Regions from separate parts of the Homo sapiens genome. Here region 1 is linked to region 2. Evidence: read pairs that join two places in POLR2A ChIA-PET (ENCODE). Cell type or tissue: PC-9. All regions are shown on one strand. Each heading gives the region's core, and the rest is flanking DNA. Links, peaks and the distances in the headings are about the cores only.

Evidence for each region. ChIA-PET counts read pairs that join two places held together with the same protein. Peaks named below come from ENCODE experiments on the same cell type or tissue, not always from the same donor. Only the 100,000 strongest peaks of a DNase experiment are listed, where the experiment ranks them.
Region 1: POLR2A ChIA-PET joins it to region 2 with 5 read pairs; 2 of 35 experiments call an interaction of 5 or more read pairs at or near these places.

What each region holds. Positions count from the first base shown.
Region 1 is chr16:57,622,286-57,624,785 of GRCh38, reverse strand. It overlaps a transcript of ADGRG1 not described here. Among named protein-coding and RNA genes, the nearest start is that of ADGRG1, 5.1 kb to the left of the region's middle. RefSeq lists enhancers at 115-409, 1,663-2,500. In PC-9, for the core only: no CTCF peak of the experiment used is centred there; DNase peaks (open chromatin) are centred at 295, 1,055 and 1,425; H3K4me3 peaks cover 1,476 bases; H3K27ac peaks cover 2,500 bases.
Region 2 is chr16:57,854,869-57,862,826 of GRCh38, reverse strand. It overlaps a transcript of KIFC3 not described here. Among named protein-coding and RNA genes, the nearest start is that of KIFC3, 56 kb to the right of the region's middle. In PC-9, for the core only: CTCF peaks have their summits at 3,077 and 3,279 (motif pointing left); no DNase peak of the experiment used is centred there.

The DNA.
Region 1 (2,500 bases), core at 1-2,500, 240 kb after region 2:
AGGTAGGAGGAGATCTTCAAGAACATGAGAGCCTCAGGACAGGGATAAGGGGTTAGGGCATCCTTATTGTCTGCTGTGACTGAGGCCTGGGGGAGTAGGAAGACATGGTGGGGCTGGGAGGGCTAGGAGGAGGTCTTCAGCCCCTTTTTCTATCTCTAACCCTCTGGCCAGAGCAGCAGCATTTAGTGGGAACCAGCCTAGCAAACAGTGAAGAGCTGTCCCCACCTGTGCAAATGGCCATGAGCAACCACTGCCTGCTCAGAAGTGGGTTTTTTCTTTGTTTTCGAGACAGGGCCTCGCTCTGTTGCCCTTGCTGGAATGTAGTGATGCAATCATAGCTCTCTACAGCCTCAATCTCCTGGGCTCAAACGATCCTCCCACCTCAACTTCTCAAGTAGCTAGGACTATAGGCATGCCCCACCACACCAGGCTAACTTTTGTATTTTTTTGGAGAGACAGGGTCTTGATACGTTGCCCACGCTAGTCTTGAACTCCTGAGCTCAAGCGATCCTCCCACCTTGACCTCCCAAAGCGCTGGGATTACAGGTGTGAGCCACTGCGCCCAGCCTCAGAGGTGGGTATTTTTTAGACAAGAGCAGTTCATATCCAGGCTTCTCCCCTTGCAAGCTGAGTGACCATATAAATCATTGAGCACAATGCAAGGCACACAGTAGGTGCTCAATAAATCTTGGCCAACATCATTATTATTATGATAAAGTCCACATGAATGCCAAAGGCCCAGAACTCCACCATTTGCAGTTTGCAGAACCCTTTCACATCTACTACCTCCTCTACAAAACAGTGATGATTGTTCCCATTTAACAGAGATGAAAACTGAGGCTCAGAGAGAGGAACTTCCCAAAGCTTTGCAGCAAGTTGGCAACAGAGTCAGGACCTGATCTCAGACCATGTGTTTTGCGGCCAATGTTCCCAGCCACCTCCCTGCTATCTCCTGTGGGAAAGCCTCCTGGACACAGGCGTGGGGGTACCCATAGTCCCATGATAACGCCATCTCCCATCACACCCGCCTCAGGGCCCAGGCCCAGCAGGGATTGCGTTGCACATGTGACTCAGCCGCCTTCACAAAGGGAGCTGTGTGTCTGGTTCCCTAGGCCCGCCTCCCCCACCCACTGCCCATCCCCCAGTCAGGGAAAGAGCAGGGAGCCTGGCCTAGCCAAGATGCGGGGGAAGCAAGGTCATCCTCATCGCTAAAACGGGACAAATCTAGTGGTGCTTCAGGACCAGCCTTAGGATGCAAGCCTTGGTGCCAGCTCAGATGATAGAATGAAAGGCCGGGCACACAGGAGGGGCGAGCATGACCAGGTCCAAGACATTTTCTGATACCTTATTTGGAGCTCCAAGGACAGACTCCATCTAACTGGCTCCCTTGGTGAGTGGAGCCTCGGCAGGTGCCCTGCCCATGTTTAACCTGCATCTGGTTTCAAAAGCGCTGGAGCTTGTGGTCAGGGAGGAGGCACTCCCCGGATGCCAGTCGGGCTCCTGCGTCCACACCTGGCTGCAGCACTGGCCTCTATCCACCCCACCCCCGGAAGGTTCTAGACTTGGAGCAGGTGAACCCCTGTTTAGCACTTATCCTGTGCTAGGCAGGTGACTTGCATTTTCCCCCACAACCCTGTCAAGGAGGATTTGCCCCATTTGTGAGAGGAGAAGACTGAGACTCAGAGAGGGAAAGGGACTGACTCAGGTCACACAGGATTAGAGCTGCCTTATTTAAGTCCTGCTTTGCCCCTCCATACCATCTTCTTGGTTCCAATGGCAACTTGACCACATGCCAACAAGAAATGGCCTTGAGCCAGATGCAGACAGACGTTCTCCCTCCCCCAGGGTCACCCTGTCCCTGCCCTGCCGGGAAAGGGCCACTGCAGAATGCAGTTCCTTAGGGTTCAGGCTGGCTGGGCCTCCAAGGTCCACCCCCGCCTGCTGACCTCCCCAGCGGGGAAGGCATGCCTGGGTGCCCCGCTGCCTGAGATAGAAGGTAGACAGTGTGGCCGCCCCGTCTTCCTAAGCATGACGGAATGTCTGACCTTTTGCCTAGCCTCCCAAGAGCACTTGGCAGGAAGGATGGATCCATCCAGAACAGGTCATTCTGGCCATACCCCTGCCCCCAGCCTTCAGAAGCCCCTGAGCCCAGAGCAAGGCTGAGCCACCTCTAATAAGCCCTTCCCTCACCCAATCACATGCCTGCCAGCCTGGGCCCCTCTTGCAGTGTGCACGGCTGGGCGTCCAGAAGTCTGGGTTCTTCGGTGAGACTCTACACATCCCTGCATGTCACGGTGTCCTCTGCACCTCAGGGTATTGGAGCCAGAAGCACAGCCCCTCCTCCGAGTGTGGCTCCTGGGATGATCCCTACCTGGCGCCCAGCTAGAAGCAGCCTTGTCTGGAGGAGCCCCAGCGGTTGGGGGGCTCAAAACTGCCCATCACTCCACCTAGACGCCACCCAGCATCACCCTGAAGCCCTCTGAATAGCCAATCATGAGAT
Region 2 (7,958 bases), core at 2,288-4,787:
TGGAGTTTCTTTTCAGGAAGAACACTCTGACAGCTGCATGGAAGCCCAGACACCAGGAAACCCTCAGATTGGAGGCTGGTGTCCCGGAGCAGTGCAAGGTAAGGGCCTGGCTGGGTTGGGGCAGTGGGAATGGGAGGAGGAGGCCTGTTGGAGAGAAATTTCAGAAGCAGGACTGACAACATCTTTTTGAAAAACAGTGATTGGGATTGTAGCTAATATTCTTAGAAGATGGTTACCACTCTGGTATTTGAATTACTTATAAAACATTGAAGGGATGAAATTTTAATTGAATACACATATTACTTGAATACAATTTTTGAAATTATTTTTAAAATACAACTTAATGGCAGTATAGTAATCCTCCCTTATCCACAGTTTTGCTTTCTGAGGTTTCAGTAACCCTCGGTCAACCAAGGTCCAAAAATATTAAATGGAAAATTCCAGAAATAAACAATTCATGAATTCTAAGTTGCACGATGTTCTAAGTAGCTTGATGAAATCTCAGCCAGGCAAGGTGGCTCACACCTATAATCCCAGCACTTTGAGAGGCTGAGGCGGGAGGATCACTTGAGCTCAAGAGTTTGAGACCAGCCTGGGAAAGACCCTGTCTGTACTAAAAAAAAAAAAAAAAAAGCCAGATGTAGTGGTAAGCACCTGTAGCCCCAGCTACTCAGGACAGAAAATTAAATAATAATAATAATAAGGACGTCAAAAAGCTCCCAGGGAGTAGCAGGTAAGCCCAGCTGCCAGAATTCGCTTCCAGAAGCTCATCCTTGTTCTTTGATGATCTATACATATGACTAGCCAGTACTTCCACTCCTTCAGCTTGAAAATATTTTACCTGTTGGAAAGATTATTATTATTACTATTATTATTTTGAGGCAGAGTTTCACTTTGTTGCCCAGGCTGGAGTGCAGTGGCACAATCTTGGCTCACTGCAAACTCCGCCTCCCAGGTTCAAGTGATTCTCGTGCCACAGCCTCCCAAGTAGCTGGGATTACAGGTGCACACCATCACGCCCGGCTAATTTTTGTATTTTTAGTAGAGACAGGGTTTTGTTAGGCTGGTCTTGAACTCCTGGCCTCAAGTGATCCACCAGCCTTGGCCTCCCAAAATGCTGGGATTACAGGTGTGAGCTACCGCGCCTGGCCTAGGAAAGATTATTTTGATCACATGGCTCCCTTTTGCCCTTCTGGCCCCCAGTACCATGGTGCAAATTGTTTTATGATCGACCCCTGGGAAAGTGGACGCTGGGTCCACGGTCCTTCCTGCCACCTGCAATACATCCTTGGGAACATCCAGACCAGCCATGTGCCCTGATCAGCTTTGTTTCATTTATGAGATTGATAATTAACAAATTAATTATCTAAGGTTGTGCAGTGAGAGAAGGAAAGACATTGAGATAGAAAGTTAATAGTGTCAGAGATGTCCTAACCAGAGTGACTCCATCTTGAATAAAGGCTGGGTAAAGCCAATCCTGCTGGGTAGCATTCCCCATTTCCAGGGGGTTGGTACTGTTGGTCACAAGATATTTATGGCTGAGGGGATGAGTTAATGATGCTAACTTACCAAATAAAGACCCAGAACTTATGGAAACGTCCCAATATTTCAAGAACAAAATGCATTCTTAGTTTAAGAATAGGTTTTGCTTTAAAGATAATAGTACACATATAAATTCTTGTGGAAATCAGTAGTAGCATAGGAAAATAACAATACTAATAGCCCGTCACAAGCTGATCAAAAGTCTTTGTAATGAAGTATGCTATTCTTAACAACCTATATAAGCAAGCACTATGTTTAAGGTGAGGCATTCTTGGCCAGGCATGGTGGCTCATGCCTGTAATCCCAGCACTTTGGGAGGCTGAGATGGATGGATCTCTTCAGCTCAGGAGTTGAAGACCAGCCTGGCCAACATGAAAAAACCCTGTCTTTACAAAAGATATAAAAATTAGCCAGGCGTGGTGGTATGTACCTCTAGCTCAGCTGCTTGGGAGGCTAAAGTGGAAGGATCAATGGAGCCTGGGAGGTTGAGACTATAGTAAGCCATGATAGTGCCACTGTACTCCAGCCTGGGTGACAGAGGGAGATATTGTATCTAAATAAATAAATAAATAAAAAGTTTAAAGTAGGGGCATTCCTCCTCTTGCTTTCTGAGGAAGCCCTACTCCGTAATAGTCTCTAACAAACTATCTTAACTTCGCTATACTCTGCAACTTGCCCTGAATTCTTTCCCAAGAAAGTGAGATCTAAGAGCCCACTCTTGGGGTCTGGGACAAGACCCATTTTCTGGTAACAGCAATGGTAATGAATGAACATATGTAAGTTAATTATCATTTGGATGTCCAGTTTGATTTTCTTATTTTAAATTTTTTTGAGACAGAGTTTCACTCCTGTTGCCCAGGCTGGAGTGCAATGCATGATCTTTGGCTCACTGCAACCTCCTCTTCCCAAGTTCAAGTGATTCTCCTGCCTTAGCCTCCTGAGTAGCTGGGATTACAGGCATGTGCCACCATGCCCAGCTAATTTTGTATTTTTAGTAGAGACGGGGTTTCACCATGTTGGTCAGGCTGGTCTTGAACTCCTGACTTCAGGTTATCCACCTGCTTCGGCCTCCCGAAGTGCTGGGATTACAGGCGTGAGCCAGAGCCCCAGTTTGATTTTCTAAATTGTACTCTGCCTTTATAGAATTTCCTAGGGAGGAATTAAGGGAGCTTCACCTGCCCCACTTGTTTTTATTTTATTTTATTTTATTTTATTTTATTTTATTTTATTTTATTTTATTTTATTTTATTTTATTTTATTTTTGAGACAGAGTCTCACTCTGTTGCCCAGGCTGGAGTGCAGTGGCACGATCTCAACTCTCTGTAACCTCTGCCTCCTGGGTTCAAGCCATCTTTCCTCCTCAGCCTCCTGAATAGCTGGGACTACAGGCATGCGCCACCACACCTGGCTAATTTTTGTATTTTTAGTAGAGACAAGGTTTCACCATGTTGGCCAGGCTGGTCTCAAACTCCTGCCCTCAAGTGGTCTGCCCGCCTCAGCCTCCCGAAGTGCTGGGATTACAAGTGAGTCACTGCACCCTGCCTTGATTTTATTTTAAATGTTTGTGGGGAATGTGGGGATGAAACTAACAGTTCCCTTTGTAGTGACCTACACAGTTGCCCTCCCACTGTAACTGGTGTATGACTTCGGCGGGTGTGGGAGGAGTGTTGCTTGTGGGAAATTTCTAAGGCTGATGTAGACAACATAATCTTAGGGTCTGTAGCAGCTCAGCAGGAATGAATGAGCCCCCTGCTGGAGTTTCTGAGAGCTTCGTGAAAACAGCTATAATTAGTATCTCCTTAGTGAGACTCTTTTGACGCTTTAACTAAAGTCATTCATTCCATTTTAACTGCATGAAGCAAGTGCTGGAGGAAGGAGGGTGAGGAACGTAGCCTTATCTTAAGTCTAGAAGTGGAAGCAGACAAAATACTCAAGCTGAGAATATAGATTAGTAAACTCCTTATTTTTGGTGTGTGTCTTTAGCGTAGACATTTCTGGAAAGGCTTGTGTCTCCTCTTTGTGATCAGGCACAATATTATCTTTGCTGCCCATCACAGTATAAAGTTGTAGAGTAGTAATGGCTTCAAGGAAATCTCTAATCCTCCAGAATAGAAACTGTTCAAATACTTTCTGAAATAAAGAGGTGGATATGGTCCTATGTATTATATTAAGATAAGAACAAGGTAAAGTAAAAGTGTCTGTTTGCCTTTTTTGTTATAAAACCAAAGAATACGTCACAGAATATTTTTCCATGCATTTGTCTGTCTTCATATACATAGCAATTAAATTTGTTTTGTGAATTCAATTATGTATTTTCTTTTCTTTTTTTTATTTTTTGAGACAGTCTTGCTCTGTTGCCCAGGTTGGAAAGCAGTGGTGTGATCTCAGCTCACTGCGGCATTGATTTCCCCAGTTCAAGCTATTCTCGTGCCTCAGCCTCCGGAGTAGCTGAGATTACAGGCACGTGCCACCACGCTCAGCTAATCTTTTTTGTACTTTTAGTAGAAACAGTGTTTTACCGTGTTGGCCAGGCTGGTCTTGACCTCCTGACCTCAAGTGATCCGTCCACCTCAGCCTCCCAAAGTGCTGGGATGACAGGTGTGAGCCACTGCACCCGGCCTCAATTATGTAAATTTAAATTTGTTAAGGGAGGGGATGGTTAAAAAAAAAGCTATGTTTGTGAATTGGTGAGATATAGAAAGTTAATGACATGCAATTATACACCTGGAGCAGAACTCCAGAGAAAGACAATGCTGGCTGTCATGATGTGCACTGACTGTCATGAGGTGCACTTTAATTTTCTATAAATGGTTCACGGACCTTATATTGGATATCTTTCTGCTATTACTGAAATGAGACAGGAAGGAAAAATCAAAACAAAACAAAAAGCAAAAATAAAACAAAAAACTAAAATTGGCTTCAGCTATTTCTGTGTTCCGGGGAAGGGAAGGCTTCTTCTCCTAGGGGCGAAGTGCTCTGCGCCCGGGAAGACATATAATGGACATTTGGATTGCAATGAGGCTCTGAGACTAAAAGAAGCTAAATTTCTTTGCTCATTCAGTATCAGGAAAGCTAAAAAAAGAAAGCTATTGCAGCACTATTCATAGTAGCAAAGACTTGGAAACAACCCAAATGCCCATCAATGATAGACTGGATAAAGAAAATGTGGGGCCAGGCGCGGTGGCTCACGCCTGTAATCCCAGCACTTTTGGAGGCCGAGGCAGGTGGATCACAAGGTCAGGAGATCGAGACCAGCCTGGCCAACGTGGTGAAACTCCATCTCTACTAAAAATACAAAAATTAGTCGGGTGGGGTGGCATGTGCCAGCTACTCGGGAGGCTGAGGCAGGAGAATCACTTGAACCCAGGAGGCGGAAGTTGCAGTGAGCCGAGATCGTGCCACTGCACTCCAGCCTGGGCGACAGAGAGAGACTCTGTCTCAAAAAAAAAAAAAAAAAAAAAAGAAAGAAAGAAAGAAAGAAAAGAAATAAAAAAAAAAAGAAAAAGAAAATGTGGCACATATACACCATGGAATACTATGTAGCCATAAAAAAGGATGAATTCATGTCCTTTGCAGGGACATGGATGAAGCTGGAAACCATCATTCTCAGCAAACTAACACAGGAACAGAAAACCAAACACTGAACATACTCACTCATAAGTGGGAGTTGAACAATGAGAACACATAGACACAGGGAGGGGAACGTCACACACTGGGGCATGTTAGGGGGTGGGAGGCTAGAGGAGGGATAGCATTAGGAGAAATACCTAATGGAGATGACGGGTTGATGGGTACAGCAAACCACCATGACACGTGTATACCTATGTAACAAACCTGCATGTTCTGCACATGTATCCCAGAATTTAAAGTATAATTAAAAAAAAAAAAAGAAAGGTTTTAGGGGGTTCTGGGAGACTTACGAAAGTCAGAAATGGGCTAAGAGTCTCAGGAGGCCAAGCTGAAGTCAGGGGCCCTGGAACAAGATTTGGAAACAGGCTGTGCTAAGGAAGAAGAAGCCAGTATCTAAGGTATGGCGATTCCTGACCTTCACGTTTACTCTTTCCTGAGAATGTTGGCAGAAACCAGAAGAATATATCCTTCTCTGAAGATCCTTGGAAGACACACAGCACACAGGGAGAGTGGGCCTGTGCTGCTCTGCCTTGGAATTAAAGCACTGCTGTATCTTTTGCAGGTGGATTTTGTGGTATGTGGTCAGTTGTAGGCATTACTAATAAATAGCAATCCATCAGATTCATTGGTATCGGGGTAATGCTGGGCTCACACAATTAGTTAGGAAGTGTTCTACTGGTGTTATATCTTCTTGAAATGTTTGGTAGAATTCACCAGTAAAACCATCTGGACCTAAGTTTTCTTTTCTGGAAGGATTTTAGCTATGAATTCAATTTCTTCTAACGGATATAGGACTATTTAGTCTGTCTATTTCTTCTTGGGTGGGTTTGGTAGTTTGTGGCTTTAAGGAATTGGTCCATTTCATCTAAATTGTCAAACTTATGTGCACAGAGTTGTTTGTAATATTTCCTTATTATCCTTTTAACATCTGTGAGGTCTTTATTATATACACACTTTCCTTCTGATATTGATAATTTCTGTCTTCCCTCTTTTTCTTTGTCAGTCTAGCTAGCAGTTTTAATTGATTGTTTCAAAGAACCAGCTTTTGGGTTTATTGGTTTTTCTCTATTCTTTTTACACTTTTCTTTTCTTTCTTTCTTTTTTTCTTTCTTCTTTCTTTTTCTTTCTTTTTTCCCTCCCTTCCTTCCTCCCTCCCTCCCTCCCTCCCTTCTTTCCTTCCTTCCTTCCTTTCTTTTTTTAGACACGGTCTCTGTCACCCAGGCTGGAATGCACTGCAACTTCCACCTCCCAGCTCAAGCGATCATCACACCTCACCCTCCTGAATAGCTGGGACCTCAGGGGTGTGCTGCCATGCCAGCTAATTTTTGTATTTTTTGGTAGAGCCAGGGTTTCACCATATTGCCTAGGGTGGTCTCAAACTCCTGAGCTGAAGCAATTCATCCATTCTGGCTTCCCAAAGTGCTGGGATTACAGGCATGAGCCACTGTGCCCAGCCTTTTTTTTTCTTTTTTTTTAAATTTAAATTTTAGTTATATACAGACAGGGTCTTGCTATGTTGCCCAGGCTGGTCTCAAATGCCTGGGCTCAAGTGATCCTCCCACCTCCACTTCCCAAAGTGCTGGGATTACTGGTGTGAGCCCCCTGCGTCCAGCCTTATTTCCATTACCATTTATTAATTTCTGCTCTTAATGTTTTGTTTTTTGTTGTTATTGTTAGTTTGTTTTTGTTTTTGGTTTTTTTTTTTTTTTGAGATGGAGTCTCACTCTGTCACCCAGGCTGGAGTGCAGTGGCATGATCTTGGCTCACTACAACCTCTGCCTCCCAGGTTCAAGCGATTCTTCTGCCTCAGCCTCCCTAGTAGCTGGGACTATAGGTGTGTGCCACCACGCTGAGCTAATTTTTGTATTTTTAGTAGAGACATGGTTTTGCCATGTTGGCCAGGCTGGTCTCGAACTCCTGACCTCAAGTGATCCACCTGCCTTGGTCTCCCACAGGGCTGAGATTACGGGCCTGAGCCACCACACCTGGCCAAGTTCTGCTCTTAATGTTATTATTTCTTTGCTTCTGCTTGCTTTGAATTTATTTTGTTCTTATGATAGTTTCTTAGGTTGGAAGCTTAGCTTTTTTTTCTCTGCTAAGATAAGCATTTGATGTTATAAATTTTCCACTAAGTACTTTTTACCTGAATCTCACAAATTTTTATATGTTGTACTTTTGCTTTCATTCAGTTTAAATATTTCCCAATTTCTATCCAAACTTTCACCTTTTTGGCTGGGTGCGGTGGCTCATGCCTGTAATTCCAACATTTTGAGAGGCCAAGGCGGGTAGATCACATGAGGCCCAGTGTTTGAGACCAGCCTGGCCAATATGGTGAAATCCTATTTCTATTAAAAATACAAAAATTAGCTGGGCGTGGTGGGGCACGCCTGTAATCCCAGCTACTTGGGAGGCTGAGGCATGAGAATCACTTGAACCTGGGAGGCGAAGGTTTCAGTGAGCCAAGATGACACCATTGCACTCCAGCCTGGGCAACAAAGCAAGACCATGTCTAAAAAAAAAAAAAAAAAAAAAAAAGAAAGAAATGGGGAGGGGGAACCCCTTTCACCTTTTTTATTTTGTTTTTAATTTTTATTCTTTGTAGAGATGGCATCTTGCTATGTTGCCCAGGCTCATCTCAAACTCCAAGCCTCAAATGATTCTCCCGCCTTGACTTCCCAAAGTGCTGGGATTACGGGTGTCAGCCACTGTGCCCAGCCAAAACTTCCACTTTGATTCATGGATTATTTAGAAGTGTGTTGTGTAACTTTCAAGCACTTGGAGATTTT